2 separate regions of the Homo sapiens genome follow, and region 2 is linked to region 1. Evidence: chromatin loops called from intact Hi-C (ENCODE). Cell type or tissue: Caco-2. All regions are shown on one strand.

Evidence for each region. Hi-C counts contacts between places; a loop is a spot of excess contacts. Peaks named below come from ENCODE experiments on the same cell type or tissue, not always from the same donor. Only the 100,000 strongest peaks of a DNase experiment are listed, where the experiment ranks them.
Region 2: a loop joins it to region 1, with 5 times the contacts of the local background. A loop is called at or near these places in 2 of 110 quality-filtered maps.

What each region holds. Positions count from the first base shown.
Region 1 is chr5:143,592,105-143,600,104 of GRCh38, reverse strand. It overlaps LOC105378209 (a long non-coding RNA gene), which reads right to left. Exons shown (of 4, transcript XR_944375.1): 4 at 1,671-2,087. Among named protein-coding and RNA genes, the nearest start is that of MIR5197, 84 kb to the left of the region's middle. RefSeq lists a cis regulatory region at 3,707-3,720 and enhancers at 3,642-3,786, 3,607-3,901, 3,665-4,864, 7,322-7,381. In Caco-2, no CTCF peak of the experiment used is centred here; DNase peaks (open chromatin) are centred at 3,634, 4,174 and 4,734.
Region 2 is chr5:143,678,022-143,686,021 of GRCh38, reverse strand. MIR5197 (microRNA 5197) reads right to left here and starts at 6,162; the gene lies at 6,051-6,162. In Caco-2, no CTCF peak of the experiment used is centred here; DNase peaks (open chromatin) are centred at 2,381 and 4,911.

The DNA.
Region 1 (8,000 bases):
ATGACAATAAAGTCCTGGAATAGTAATTTCAGGGGTTGAATCAGGATAGCCTTTGACACAGATAGGAGACTTCCAGCATGGAAGGAAACGGCGCTCAATCAGTAAAAACACTTTAGCACCACCTCATATTTGTTTGTTTATAAATGAGATAATGTATATTATATAATACATTATAAAACATACAAAGGAAATGTTCAATTTGGAAATAATGAAATTTGTTATTTAGTTGTATTTATTATTTTTAAAAATAGAAGTTCTAGTATTTCTCTTCCACTCTGAAACGAATTGTTTTGTGCACTTTCTGAGGTGTGTCACCCCACAGTGGAGACCACTGGATTAGGCTGCCGATTCTAAAATTGTCGTAGGGCTCTATGGTGATCAGATGTTAGCGTCAACAGGAATTTGGACCTTTTTCATTGATCCAATTAAGTGTATGAGCGGTTGCTGGCTCAGGGCCTTCCCAAGGCTGCTAAAGTCCCAGGTGATCTTCTAACCCACGTCCCTCAAAGAGGACAGGGTGATCTCTCCAAAATGGAAACCTGCTTATGGAATGTCACTGCTTGTAGCCCTTGAGAGGTTGGCTTTGCATGTACCATGGAAGCACAGGACCCTCAGGGTGCCCTCCAAGGCCGGTCTCTGCAGCTGTGCTCCCTCAGCCCACCCCCCAATTGATTGCCTCACTCCACTCCAGACCTCCTTTAGGTGTTCAGGGACACACAGGATTTTTAGGGCATTGAAACTACTCTATATGAAACTATAATGGTGCACACATGCCTTTATACATTTGTCCAAACCCACAGAATGAACAACATCAAGAGTGAACTCTGATGTAAACTACGGACTCTGGGTGATAATGATGTGTGAATGCAGGTTCATCTGTTGTAACTAATGTGCCACTTTGGTGGGGGGTGTTGATAATGGAGGAGGCCATGCATGTATGGGACCCAATGGTATATGGGAAATATACCTGTACCTTCCTCTCAATTTTGCTATGAACCTAAAACTGCCCTAGAAAAATAAATTCTTCTAAATAAAGAAAATATTAAATAGTAAAAATAATGTTCAATGATGATAAACAAGCTAAATAAAAATAGTAGGAAAACAGAATACCATAAAATAGTAACACATTAGAAAGATGAGTAGTTAATATTTATATAATGATTACTTTTTGTTAGGCACCATTTCAGAAACTTTACATATATTAACACATTTAATTCTCACAACCACCCTTATAAGTTAGGTTCTATTATTATCCCCATTTTATAGACAAGGAAACTGAGACATGTTGAGTTGATAACATGCCTACTGTCTCACATGTAAGTGACAGAGTCAGAATTCCAGCCCAGGGCCCCTAGCTCCAGCCTCTGAGGTCTTAACCACTGTACTGTACTAGCATGTTTAATAAAATGAAAATATGTTCATATATTGTGACATCTGTTCTTTCAAAGAGCAAATTCACTCTCACCCGTGATCCATAAGGAGCTTAATTCCAAATTTTGATTGTTATGACATTAAGAAAGAGCTGTTAATCTTTGAGGATGAAGAGGTGTCTTGAAAAGGAATGACTGTCCTAACTTTCTGTTACTGATAAAGCTGGTCCCCCCCGCCCCCACCCCAAAAATAGGTCTTTCCCTCTTCAGTGCCAGGAAGCCAATACACAGAACAGAAAGTGAGCATCAAGCAGTACCAGCTTCATTCAATGGCCATGAAATTGAGAACCAGGAGATTGGCTCACAAATCACCTTCTCAGCTTATGAAAACCAGGAAGTCACAGATACAGAATATCTCTAATGACAGGGTCAGGCATTAAAAGCAAAGAGAAGAATATTCACATCTTTTCTGGAAATGGGCAGAAAACTCAGAACCAGAGTTGCCGCCTTCCTTTTTGTCATTTTATGGTTTCTTCTGTCATTGTCATGGTGATTGTCAACTGTCATGGTGCTCGCGGGAATGTCATTTAGCACGGAAATTTGATTATAATGAAGTTCCAGGTTCTTCAGAAGTCAAGTGAGCTGCCATCTTGGATCCAACAAGTCCCAGTCGATTTGGTCACGAGGGGGAGCTTTTGACGTCAGGCCTCCTGTTCCCTAAAGATGAGCAGAGTTAAGGCGGGGTAGAAATTTACCTAGTCACATGGGCATTACATTGGGTAATATTTCTAGTGGTGTAGATTAATGACACCCAAATATTATAACTCTTTATAGAAGAAGATTTGTTTACTCAGAAAATTTGTACTTTATGTCTGTCAGGTATGAGGCACTGCTAGGAATGGGGGGATTCATCAATGATTCAAATAAGCATAGTTCCTGCCCTCAAGAAGCTTATAATTTTGTAGAGGAAATAGACAATAAACACCCAACTCCTCATTAATTACCACTGTGAAAGGAGTTACAGAAGAAACGTCAGAGTACAGTGAGCAGAGAGAGGCCAGCCACACTTGGTCAGTGAGATAAGAATGCCTCTTGCCCTCCACTGGTGAGCATCTCACTGAGTGCAGGGAGGCTGTAGAGATTGGACCCCGAGCATGTGTTTGATCCATTGGCTAGAGAAGAAACTTCTTTTGATCAAATCCTGCCACCCCACACCAGCTGTGTGACCTTGGGCAAGTTATAGCACCTCTAAGCGCCTTCATTTTCACATCGGTAAAATGTGTATAATAGTAACACCCATCTCATTAATGTATTGTGAGGATTAAAGAGAAAATAATTGTATGGCAATTTGAACTGTGCCTAGAAGGTAGTCCACACTAAATAAGTATTAACTACTATCATTATTAGAAGTAATATAATAATATTGTCTTAAAACCAGAGATCTGAATCTAATAAAAATTAAGAAAATATTAAATAGAATAAAACTATGCATATAATAAATACTAAATAGAATAAAATTGGAAAGATAGTAAAGAGGATATCAATACGTGGAAATACTCCAGGCTGATAACCAAGATGAATTTCATACCAGATTGCTAATGTGTCTGCCCATTCACCTACAAGATCTGCTGAAACGGCTCTCCTAAAAATGTCCCCATATCTCTTCATGGTCATCCTGAGTTGGAATTCCCAGAGTCAGAGAGACAAGAGTCTATTTTGGCTTTTCCCTGAAACTTAATCGAGTGTAGCTGGTGTTTTAGACATTGTATCCTGATATTTTAGCTCTTATTGAAGTTATTTAGGGTTTTTAGGAAGGGTCTTGGATTCTCCTCTTTTGCTAATTTTTGATGTATTATTATTAAATGATTGTAACCATCATTAGAATTCTATGTATTTATGTGTAAATTTAAAATATTTGTAACTTTAGTATTTAGAACTACTTTAAAACAAAACCATGTACAAGCCTATCCATATTCTTTCAGTTTCATTGTGGCTGGATACTATGTTGCCTTGAATTTTACCTGTTACTTGCCCAGCTTCTGGATTTCCAGTATCAGAACATTAGAGGTTCATATTTTCCATACAAAAATAGAAAAAGTCATAATGGCGTGAAAGTCCCTGGGAGATTCACCCTTTCTTCTAGTGTGGTGTCTCAGCAAGTTCCCAGGCATATCACAGGATGGGAAGGATGGGGAAATACTCACCTAGGGCACTTACAAGGAGATAAGAATGGGAGGGCAGAGGGAGTTGGTCACCACGCTTGAACAAAGGGAGAAAAATATGTACACCTCTCATGAGTCATCAGTGAAAGTATCCAGCATGCTCAGGGGGCCTCCTGAACTTTGAAACTTGGATTTAATCCAGACATGAAATATGGAAAGTCACTCTTTATGCAATGCTTTCATCACCACCTCCGTTTTGCCTCTCTTTCATCTCAGTTAAGAGATACAAGACAGGTTCTTGTAATGACTGCCTGTGATTGCCATGCTAACAAAACTATTTACATGGAAATTAGGAATCCCATGTAGAATTCCAGAATCAAAGGTCCTGTGGATATGGTAATCAAGAAAATGTCTTTATATCCACATTATTGTGCCCATATGGTTATGATGCCATCTGGGTGCTAATTCTAATGCTATTCTTTCATGAGATGTTTAATAGTGCTCAATATTATTGACTGTTTAGTAGGCAGTAGAATTAGAGTTCCAATTATATGAGGTCATAGCACTGGCTACATGAGTGACCAGAAAGATGACTTACAGGGATTCCAGAAAACACACACACACACACACACACACACACACACACGCGTACACATGCACGTACACATACATGTATGCACTCATCAGGTAACTCTTTAAAAATTACTTAAATTCCTGATGAAGAGGCTACCACTTCTAAACTAATAAATGTCATGTGGACAGATATCTCCTTAGTAGCTGGGCTCATGCCATCCCTGCCCAGAAAAGGGGGCTAGAATCCCACAGAAAAAGCAGAAGATTATGCCCTCTTAGGAACTATAGTCCATCCTCCCAAGGTTTTTTTCCCCTTTAAGCAAATCCTCCTCACAAAAGAAAGATATGTTTATTTGTATTTTCAGTTAAGTTGACTATTTATTCACATTTCCTGCTGATGAGTCATTTATGCAGTTTACTGAAAAAAATAAATTGGTCACTAAAGCACTGCAAAATTAGGGTTCAAAGACGCAAAACTGACGTAAGCATCAAATAGGTACAGGTTAAGAATTTAATCAGCAAATAGATCAGTCAGCACGCTAGGACAGTACTCACACAAAGACTGGGTTTTGTTTAATTCTTTTCCAAGGGATCAGCACAGCCAGCCTGTCTGGAGCACCTCTGTTGGTTTTGCTCATCAGATACTTGTAAACAGAGCAAACACAGATATTTGATCAAGAAACCAAACCCCACATGCCTGGAATCAAGTGTGAGAAAATATCTTGGGCTTACTCCCATGATGCCTGTGTAAAAGTCGCACCGTTTGTCTGTAAATAAAAGGCCTGAGTTTAGCAGAAGATCATAGGAAAATGCAGCAAATGCACCATGTTTACAATGTGCAAAGGCAGAGAGAAGCATCAGTTCTCAGCATGAGATTGTTGGTTATGCCTGTGGGGGAGCAGATGGGAGATCACTATTGATCTCTAAAGTAGCTGGGTCAGCCAGACATGTTGGCTCATGCCTGTAATCCCAATAATTCAGGAGGCCAAGGTGAGAGGACTGCTTGATCCCAGGAGTTCAAGATTACAGTCAGCTGTGATTGCACCACTGCACTCCAGCCTGGGCAACAAAGCGAAATGTGGTCTTTTTTAAAATAAACAAATAAAATGTAAAAGTGGCTGGGCCTGTGCTCCATATACAGACTCATTTGCCCTCTTCTCAAGAACTCATCTGCTTTTAAAACTGGAGGATGATTGTTATTTTTATTTCTTCTTCTGGATACATTTTTAACCAACGTTAGAAAAATCAACCAGAGAGACAAATATCCATATACATACAGTAGCTTCACTAAAATATCTAGGATGGTCGAAACTGTCACCAAGGAGCCTTAGAAATGGATATTAATAACATGTACTTACCATGTGCTAGGCACCACATATATTACCTGTGTTAATTAATCCTCAGAACCATGGAAGAGTTACCATTATTATTCTCAACTCATGGATGAAGAAAATGAGACATAGCTTTGCCAACATTCACAGCAAATAAAGGGTGGCCCATCTTGACTCCAAGTTCAAGGTCTTAGCCACTACTTTGCTGACGCCCATTGAAGATGAATCAAGCACACCTGCACCATATCCAGCTGGTTGTATTATATCCAGTCCTTCTTATTTTGCAAAGAACCAATTCTCCAAATTAAAAGTCTCTTAATATCACCCTAAATCTACAATCCATAAAACACACCTTTGATTTGTCATATACATTTTCTTTAATGAACAAAGACAAAACTTTGAAATTTTGTTCAATTGTTTGAAACAATGACCTCCACATGTTGCCTAACCTAACAGATGAAGTGAAACAATCATTTTATAGCTCCAGTTCTTTATCTGCTATTACAGCCTCCAGCGTTTAACAAACTGTCACAATGTAAATCCCACAAGGTTCTCTAGAGCTCACACAGTTCTGTGTCCACCAAGCACTGAGCCATGTTTATTGTATATGTTCACGCTTGTATCAGGTGCTGCAGGTGTGTTGGCTCCCCTAAAGGGAACAGACATTCCGGCTCCGTTCTTTTTCTCCTTTTACAAAAACTATTTTCAACTACCCCCTCCATCCACCTGCCCCTACAACCTCATTCTTCTCAAATTTGCATGCTTCAACAAGTGCGATACTGTTGAACTGCAGTAAAAGTTTCACTGTTTCCCAAGGCAGGTGGTGCCTATAACTTCACCAAGGCCTGAGAAAAAAAGGATCGCTTTAAAAGTCAGGCGCTGGGTTGTCTCCCTTTCCTTGTTGTCTGCTTGGGCATTCCCTGGTACCCCACTGTCTATAAAGGATGACTAGTGCTGAAAGATAGGAGAATGACCCACATTAGCCTTTATTTTCTAAAGCTAAGTTTAAAGTACTTGCAATAGATAATCAAAAGAACTGGGAATTTAACTCTGAGCATAGCAATTTTCACCTGATTTTCTTTGCCTTCCAGAAAAGTGCCTGAAAACAGGAGGTATGCAATAAGTAATTGCTGAATAAATAAATGAATGATGCATGGGTAAATGAATGAAAATGATCTTCTCTCCATTCTATTCCTCTTTGGGTGGCCAACTTCGCTGTAAACTTCAAGTCTTAACTTAAAGATCACTTCATCCCAAAAGGCTTTTTGTAACTGCCCCACCACCACCAAATTAGATGAGTTCCTCCATTCTTTGCGTTTTCTTTCATTATGCTAATCCCTGTAATAATTCATATAACGGTTATTTTAAGTACTTATTTATTGCCACTCTCCCTTCTAGAACATAAGCTCCCTGATGGAAATGATGGGGTCTGCTGTGTTCCCTGCTCTACCCAGCATCCAGCAAGTGCCTACCATCAATTACGCACTTGGTAAATATTGTTGAATAAATGACAGAAGTTGCTATACAACAAAGATTTAATCTAGAAAGCTCTGTGGACTTGGATAGACCCAGTCCAGAGAGCAGCATGTGTCCTCATGGTGCATGAAATACACCAAAAAGTTTTAAAATCTCTTGCAGGGGCTCTTGTTCCTGACCTTTTCTTTTCTTTTTTTTTTTTTTTTTTTTTTTTTTTTTTTGCTGGACTGCCTGACAGAGGTTTCTGTTTTCCTCATGCCCTGGATGTCCACACAGCTGCACACCGAGCACAGACTTATTCATAGGCAGCTTCCTGTCACGTGAGGGGCTCCAGATTTAGTTTTCTGCCACAGCCAACAGACTCAAAGGGCCCATGCCCACCTCTGCTGGTCCACAGGTTCAAACGCTGCTGCCTGCGCAGTTGAGCCCTGGCCCCTCAGTTGCCCTCTCCCACTGTGGGAAGGAGACAGATGGGTTCTCCACATGCCTGCTGCTACTGGGAATGGGGTGAAGAAGAAGGCTACTGGCCTGGCTGTAAGAGGGCTTTCTGCGAGGGAATCTGGCTGGGACAGGAGCCCAGTGGGCTGGTGGGGAGCCTGACTGGTGGGGGGCACTTAAAGAGTTCATTCCTGGGTTGACATTAAAAGGAGCACCCCATAGTTCCAGTTCTATTTCCCTCACCATCCACTAATACCCAGCTTCCTCCATGCAGGGGATGGGTAAACTGTGTCACTGGTATTTAGGAACTAATCTAATCACATCAAGCCAGAGAGCCCTAACTCTATACTCACTTTCTCATCTGGGTAAGCCCCTTAACACCCCTAAGCCTCAGTTTCCTCACTGTGAAATGGCAATAATGCCTACCTGTTTGTGCTATGATAGGAATCCAGGATTCATAAATAATAATAATAAACAACAATGTGTGAGCACTTACTATGTGCCAGACATTGTGTGATAAACTCGAGATGTGTTTAATCCTCACAACTTGCTTCTGAGGGAGCACCTCTTATTATTCCCATTTTTATAGATGAGGGAACTGAGGCTGCAGAGAAGTTGTGCACCTGCCCAAGGTCACCTGGCTGGAACAT
Region 2 (8,000 bases), 86 kb before region 1:
ATGACTTAATTTAACCCTCAAATCAGCTTAGTGATGCGGATGGTATTATGACCATTTTAGGGAGGAGGAAATTGAGCCTTCCCAAGGTAAGACAGTAAGTGGTAGAGCCAAGCTATGAACCCAGATCTACCCAACTCCAAAGCCCATCCTCCTCCTACTCCTCTAAGTCAATTCGTTCCTCTTCTCTTTTAGAATATATAGTCCTTATCGGCCACCTGATATTTGTGATTTAGAGAACCCCAGCATTGCATGTTAACTACCTTGATGGTGTTGTAAGAAAGGTTCAGGGGCATTTCAGAATTTTCATCAAAAGAAACATCATTTGATGCCCTGGGTGTCAAAGTTGTGGGTACCAAGTTTGTGAAGTATGCCTTTCTTCATGCAGATTGCCTTCCAAGAGAGGGCAGTCTATGCTTCCAGATAGTCAGGGCCCTGAGTTGTTTAATCCTTGCAATATCCAGCACAGTGATAGAATCAATAAATATTGGAATGAAAATAAGCTAGGCATAGAAAGGAATTGTTTGATCAGTGGCGGACTAAATTAAAGTCCTGTTGAATAGAGCACATTTTCCAGACTTTCCATAACACAAGTTGAAAATCTTGGCCCCACTGTTTTCATCTAGCACAGAGGAAATCACTTCTATTTGTGCAAATGGAAAATGTTTCTGTCTGAATAGTTGACAGATGTTGCTTTAGGCCAATGGTTCTCATCTCCATAAAACCTAAAGTCCTCTTTGTATATATAAAAGGTAATAACAGTTTCTTTACAATCCTACACAGAAATTTATAGATTATATAACCAATACAAAATTTTTAAAATAAGTACTCTATATATAATATGAAAGAGAGATAAAAGTAATTTGTAATAAAATAACACATTTCATCAGTAAAATCCTCAGGCATGACAACACTAGAAGACAGTTTTTAAAAGACACAGTTTAGGTTGGGCACGGTGGCTCATGCCTGTAATCCCAACACTTTGGGAGGCCAAGGCGGGTGGATCATGAGGTCAGGAGTTCAAAGCCAGCTTGGCCAAGATGGTGAAACCCTGTCTCTACTAAAAATACAAAAATTAGCCGGGTGTGGTGGCATGCACCTGTAATCCCAACTACTTGGGAGACTGAGGCAGGAAAATCGCTTGAACCTGGGAGGTGGAGGTTGCAGTGAGCTGAGATCACGCCACTGCACTTCAGCCTGGGTGACAGAGCAAGACTCCATCTCAAAAAAAAAAAAAAAAAAAGACACAGTTTATTACCATGGATATTGCTATTACTAATACTAATAGTATTACCATGAATGCACAGCCCAATGCAGATGGATGCAGGTGTGTTACATTGGACACTTGAAAACCTCTTATTGCATTGCTGTCCATGATGTGATTTTTTTTCCCCCAAATGATGAAAACCTCTTGGTAAAGTTCCAAACAAATCAAATACAATCTCCTTTGATTTATAAAGTAGTTGCATTCCTGAAAAATTTAGACTATATTAAACCTGTATACAATATTTTTTATTATGTCTGAAAGAGTTAAGTTTGAGACTCTAGGATGCCTGCTGGGACAGTTCTTTGTTGTATAAAACTATCCTATCTAGCCTCCCTGAGGCCCACTCACTAAATGCCAGTCACATCACTTCAATCATTCAGACTAGCAAAAATGCCACCACAATTTTTTTCTTTTTTTTTGAGACGGAGTCTTGCTCTGTTGCCCAGGCTGGAGTGCAGCAGCATGATCTCGGCTCACTGCAAGCTCTGCCTCCTGGGTTCATGCCATTCTCCTGTCTCAGCCTCCTGAGTAGCTGGGACTACAGTTGCCCACCACGACACCCAGCTAATTTTTTTGTATTTTTAGTAGAGACGGGGTTTCACCATGTTAGCCAGGATGGTCTCGATCTCCTGACCTCGTGATCCGCCCATGTCGGCCTCCCAAAGTGCTGGGATTACAGGCGTGAGCCACCGTGCCCAGCCCACAAATTTTTAAAGCATCTCTGAGGAGGTGTAATCAACCTCCTTGAGAATCACTGCTCTGTGTAGCCAAGTGAGGTCCTGAAAAGCTATGTGAAACTTGAATTTTCTTACTGGAATCTAAATTTTCATATATTAAGTTTACTTAAAGTGAGGTGCATTCTTAAAAAAGACAAAATGGATTTTGTGGCATGAACAAAGGTGTTCCTCATTCACTATAGGTAATGTTCTTTGCTCACCCTAGGCAGTAACAAAAGACACTACTGACTGATGCAACTCAAGTAAGGAGAATGCAGAGTTATCTTATGTGTGTACAGACAGCTGATAAACAAAGAGCAGGTGGACTACAAATATGATAAAGATGCACTGGCATAGGTTCAGGCATCTGTGTATTCAGCTGACTCAAAGACTAGGCAAAAGCCTTTGGCCGTCTCACAGGTTGTTGGGGTCAATTCAGGAAAAAGGTGAGCTCAGGGAAAGATGAATGTCAATAGTTGCTAAAAGTTTATTATGGAAACAAAGGATATGAGTCAGGGTAGAGTGTGGATAAGTAAATGTAAATGAAGGGTTAAACATGCTAGTGATGTCACAGTCAGCCCAGGTGAAGCTATCTAGTAAATATCGCTTCATGAATTACATTCTCTTGGATCTGGATTTTGACCCGGAGGAGCCACTGGTGGATGACACAGAACTATATTCCGCCCCTGCCCCCCTATCCTGGAGTGGTAGCAATGAGTTATGATTGGGATCATAATATTGGGAACACTGTTCCCAAGACACCTTCTCCTTCCTTTAAATCTCTGGAAAGCCAGCTCACTTCAGCTGTGTGAGGCAAACATCTGTTCACCATATTGCATTGGTCATAGTGGAGTCTGTTCATCTGTCTCTTTGGGAGAAGAAATGGTGGGCGTGATTCCACACAGATATCTTGGCAGGCTGATAAAGACCACCTTCCAAGCTCCCCAAGCTGGAGCCTTCCCTAAAACTAGCCATGCACAGCTCAGTCTTGCTGTAGTTTGCATGCCTGCAGCAGATTCCCTTCTTTAAGAAGTCTCTGCAAATCAGGCCCAGACAGACTCCATCGCCTATTCACCTAAAGTTCACTAGGCAATGTGCCTGGTGTCATTTGAGCAAGCTGCTTGGCAGCCAATTTTTTTTTAATGATATGATTGCCCAGGCTTTCAAATCCCATTATGAAACTGTTTATCCTTTAATCAGAGCTTTAAAAAAAAATTGACATTTTAGTTTGATGGAAAGAGATGTTGAGGAGAAATATTTGGAAAATTGCTCTATGGGGCCAGATGATGCAGTGAGTCACAATCACTGAACATATTTTGCAGGGAGGAGGTCTGTGGTTGTCCCCATTCTTCCCTGTCCCAGAGCTCTTAATGACAGGCAGTCACTGGCTATTAAGGAAATCAATCCTACCATGGATAGGAAGAAGGTAGAACTAATTCCCAGGACAGCTATGAGATTCATTAGAAGAGTTATTAGGAAGAGAGGCCCACCCAGGCCCTGCCTTAGGGCCCCCTCCACCCTAGTGACAGAAAACAAGGAGGCCCCTAGCTATGTCCTACGTTGCATTCCAAACCCTGCATTGATGCAGCTTGTCTGTTATTGGAAACAGTTACCAGCCAACAGCAGAGTGTTATGCCTGCTGCTTCACTACAGCCACACATAACTTCAGGGCTGCAATATGATCTGCTTCACACAGAGGGAAGGGAGTATGTAGTACATTATACGTACCCAAAGTCAAAACAGGGGACTCAGGATTGGCTTTAAGAGAAACAGTTACATATTTCCATAAACATTCTCTGAGCTGCTCTCAGCTGTTGGGTTTTCTCACATCCACTTATCTAGAGAAAGCTTTGGGTGATACCACAGCATGGCACCCTTGTCCCCTCAAAAGCCCACACACATTTGACTGACTAGGAGAAGTGGGTGTAGGACCCTGGGGCATTTAGCCTCATAAGAACAAGAAAGTTATTTTTTATCACAGCTGAGACCTGGCATCTAGTGTGATGCCTGGCACATAGTAGGAATGAATGAATATAGATGGCACACAATCACTGAATGAGCCATCCCTCCCTCCCCAACCTCTTCCTCTCCCTGTCTTCCCCATTCCACTGCCTCCCACCTTTATTTCTTCAAAAGCAGGGGAAAAATCAGAGTATAAGATCTGGTCATGAAACAGAAAGAGTCAATGTTAGGTGACTAAGAGATAGAAGCAATGTCTGTGTTAGTTAAGAATATGAACTTGGGGATGGGCGCGGTGGCTCACGCCTTTGGGAAGCTGGGGCAGGTGGATCACGAGGTCAGGAGTTCGAGACCAGCCTGATCAACATGGTGAAAGCCTGTCTCTACTAAAAATACAAAAATTAGCCGGGCATGGTGGCATGCACCTGTAATCCCAGCTACTCAAGAGGCTGAGACAGGAGAATCACTTGAACTCGGGGGGCGGAGGTTCCAGTGAGCTGAGATTGCACCACTGCACTCCAGCCTGGGTAACAGAGCAAAACTTCATCTCAAAAAAAAAGAATATGAACTTGGGAGTCAGGTAAACTTAAATTTAACTTTTATCCTTTGCCACTTGTTAGTTGAATGACCTTAAACAAATTACTTACTAGTCCAAGCTTATTTTCTCATTTAGAAAGTGGGTCTAATAATAGTACCTACCTCATATACTTGTGATAAGGATTAGAGATAATGCCTGAAAGTACTTGGCACGCTACTTCAGACTTTAGTATTCAATAAGTGTTAGCTGCTTTTGTTATCTTTCCATATGCTCATTAATACTATGTGGGAATCAACCCAACTAAGCGACCACAGACAGACCTGCATCCCTCTGAGAAAAACTCCTACCTCATCCATCTCTGAAGCAACTGAAGTCTCTAGAATTATTCTTGGTACAGATTTGACCATTTATTAGCTTGGTTTCCATGGTTACATTAGCCAACCTTTGGGCTTTCGCGTCTTCATTGTAAACAAAGATGGCCACTCTATGTACACACCAAGATAATCACATGTGAAAATGATTGTAAAGAGTCCTAAGAGCAAATATGAGTTTTCAGTTTATGCTCTTGTCTAGAGAGCTAATATTTTAGGATTAGGTTAGGGAGTGGGAAGGAATATAAACATCTGGGAGCACTGTGTAATGTGTATCCAAAGACATTTATCCCAACATCACTGACTCATACACATCAATGAATTGAAGGGTTTGTCATTCATAACAATTATGCCAACCATTCTAGCTGCGTATAATCAGTAAACCTGTTTTCTTTGGAAAGCTGAAGAAGTCACATGGTCTCCATTTTCATTCCAGTGATGTTCCATGGTGGTTTTAAAAATTCAGGGGCTAGGGTTAGATAATTTAAAAAAGGCCCAGCACGGTGGCTTGTGCCTGTAATCCCAGCACCATGGGAGGCCAAGCCAGGTGGATTACCCGAGGTCAGGAGTTCCAGACAAGCCTGGGAAACATGGTAAAACCCTGTCTCTACTGAACATACAAAAAATTAGCCAGGCATGGTGGTACACACATGTAGTATTAGCTACTTGGGAGGCTGAGGTGGGAGGATCACTTGAACCCGGGAGGCAGAGGTTGCAGTGAGCCAAGATTATACCACTGCACTCCAGTGAGACTCTATCTCAAAAAAAAAAAAAAAAAAAAAGAGAGAGAGAGAATTAAAAACAAAAAAAACCTCAGGCTATATTTCTACCAGTGGACAGTCATTTTTCTCATACACAGTAAAGCAGTGTATATATAAAACAAAGTAACATGAATGGAAATGAAATAGCCAAGAAGGGAAAAGGGAATAGTGGATACAATCATCTTCATAGTTCAATTAATATTCTACCATGCCAAGAATTTTGCATATATTATCTCAACTCTTGCCTGTAAGTAGATACCATCATCTCCATGTTACACAGGAAGAAGAAATTAAGGCTTACAGAGGTTAAGTAATTTGGCCAAGGTCACAGACCTGTGAAGTGCAGAACACTGCCCTCTTTTAATGTCTGCTTTTCTTGTTTTGTTTTCTTGGATGGTTGAGTGGAACTGGCCACTCTGAGTTACCCTCTGTGTTGACAGAACATGAGGTGAAGTGACATTTAGAGCATTCGATGACTCAGTCTCTTCTTGAACTGGCAAAAATTCAAGAATGAGTTTGTGCCATTGATACTCATTGTCTGTGGAATCCCATACAGTTCTTCCCTAGCTGTAGATCAGGGTCAATCTGCAGTGACAGAACATTCTACTTCTCTAACATACCATCAGTTTTCTCTTATCACTGTAATGATCTGTTGGGTGACCTTCCATCAATCAGTCTGCTGTTCAGTTTCCTTCATTGTCATTTATGAAGCGTATCCTATAAGTAAAGCCCATTTATACTGGGCACATAGGAGACAGAAAAGTGAAAGAGATTATCCCTGCCTCCCCACGAGAAACTACTCTAGTGGAATTGACATGAATAACTAGGTAGGTAGAGAGAAATAGATGGATGAGGAGACTATGACAAATATGAGAATAAAGGCTAGAATAGTTTGCTATACAAGCAGGAAAGGGAGGGTGCTAGCTTGAAGGTGGGGATCTGAAAAGCCATCTTGAAGAGGCAGAATTTGATCTGGGCTTTGAAAGAAGGATGAGGGGCAAATCTTGGAGAAGGGTCGTGCTACCAAGCAGACAGGACTGTCTTGATTATCCAGCTCATAGATGGCCATCTTGTCCTCTTTTTCACTGGGCTCAGGAATAGTCTGAGCTGCTTTCTCCATACTGCAGCCCAAGGGATCACCACCAATTCTACATAACTGGTTGGTATAAGGAATGAATCCTCTTGACCATCCCTGATTTACCCCTATAGTGGCTCTGCAGGAAGGAATGTTAAGCCAAGTAATCGGGGAATTGTTGTATCCCACAGACCTGAGTAGATGACTATTTGGATTTAGAGAGGGTCTTTCAATAAAAATAAAGTACACAACAAATATAAGTACCTACTTATAGACATGTCCTTGGAACCTCTTACCTCATTCCTTACCTCTCTCTCATCTATGCTTCTCATGGTACTTTATTTAACAGAGACATTTGTTATTCACCTACTTTGTGCAGGGCTCTTTGCTAGGTATCATACAAAGATGTATAAAATATGCCATCTGTTCTCGAGGAACCATCAATTTATGGAAGTATAAGACCTACATTCAGAAAACTATACAAGTCCATATAATCAGAAGGTCATGTGCATTGGCATTTTGAAGTTCTACACTCTCCCATCTCTATAAAGTAACTGGCTTGAAAAAAACAATCTGCCTCCAAAATGTAGGGTATGGTCTCAGGAGAAAGTGACTCACACAAAAAGATGATGACTTTTTGTTCTTCTGCTGTCTCAGAATTTTTCTATCTGTATGATTCCACATTCAAATTCAAGTTTTGAGATGAATACCCAGTTCCCTTTGTATTGGGTGACATTCTATGCTATTAATCTCAATTGATAATTTTATCTGTGTAATGGCTTCTAAGTATGAAAAAAACAAAAAAATTCCTCTCCGATATTAAAGTTGGGAACCAAATAGAATAAATGTTTTACATCTGACCCAAGCATGTAGTGGAAAAATACAGAACCTGTATTTTCAAATCATTTAAATGAAACATGAAATTGAAACAGAAAGTCAATAACCAAATTAATCATCTTATTACAAAGAAAATGTAACCTGCTTCATTACTGTAATGGCAAACATCAATAGAGTAGAAAATTGACCAGTTTTCTTACATTAGAAAAAAATCTGATTCCTGGTTGCCTAGGAAGCTCTACTCATATTAGTCTTTATTGCATCTTCTGTAATGAATTAAAGCCTGTAAGGTCTCATTAGCACATTACTAATGTAAGTTTTAAAAGCCATATTAAATAACATAAAATGTTACAGTATGAATGTTGTGAGGCTGAGTGTTAAGAGAACAAATTTACATTTTACTATTTTGAAAGTGAACCCATTTGGTTTTGAAGATATTCAACAGCACATGTAAAATAACCAAGAACTTTATCCAAATT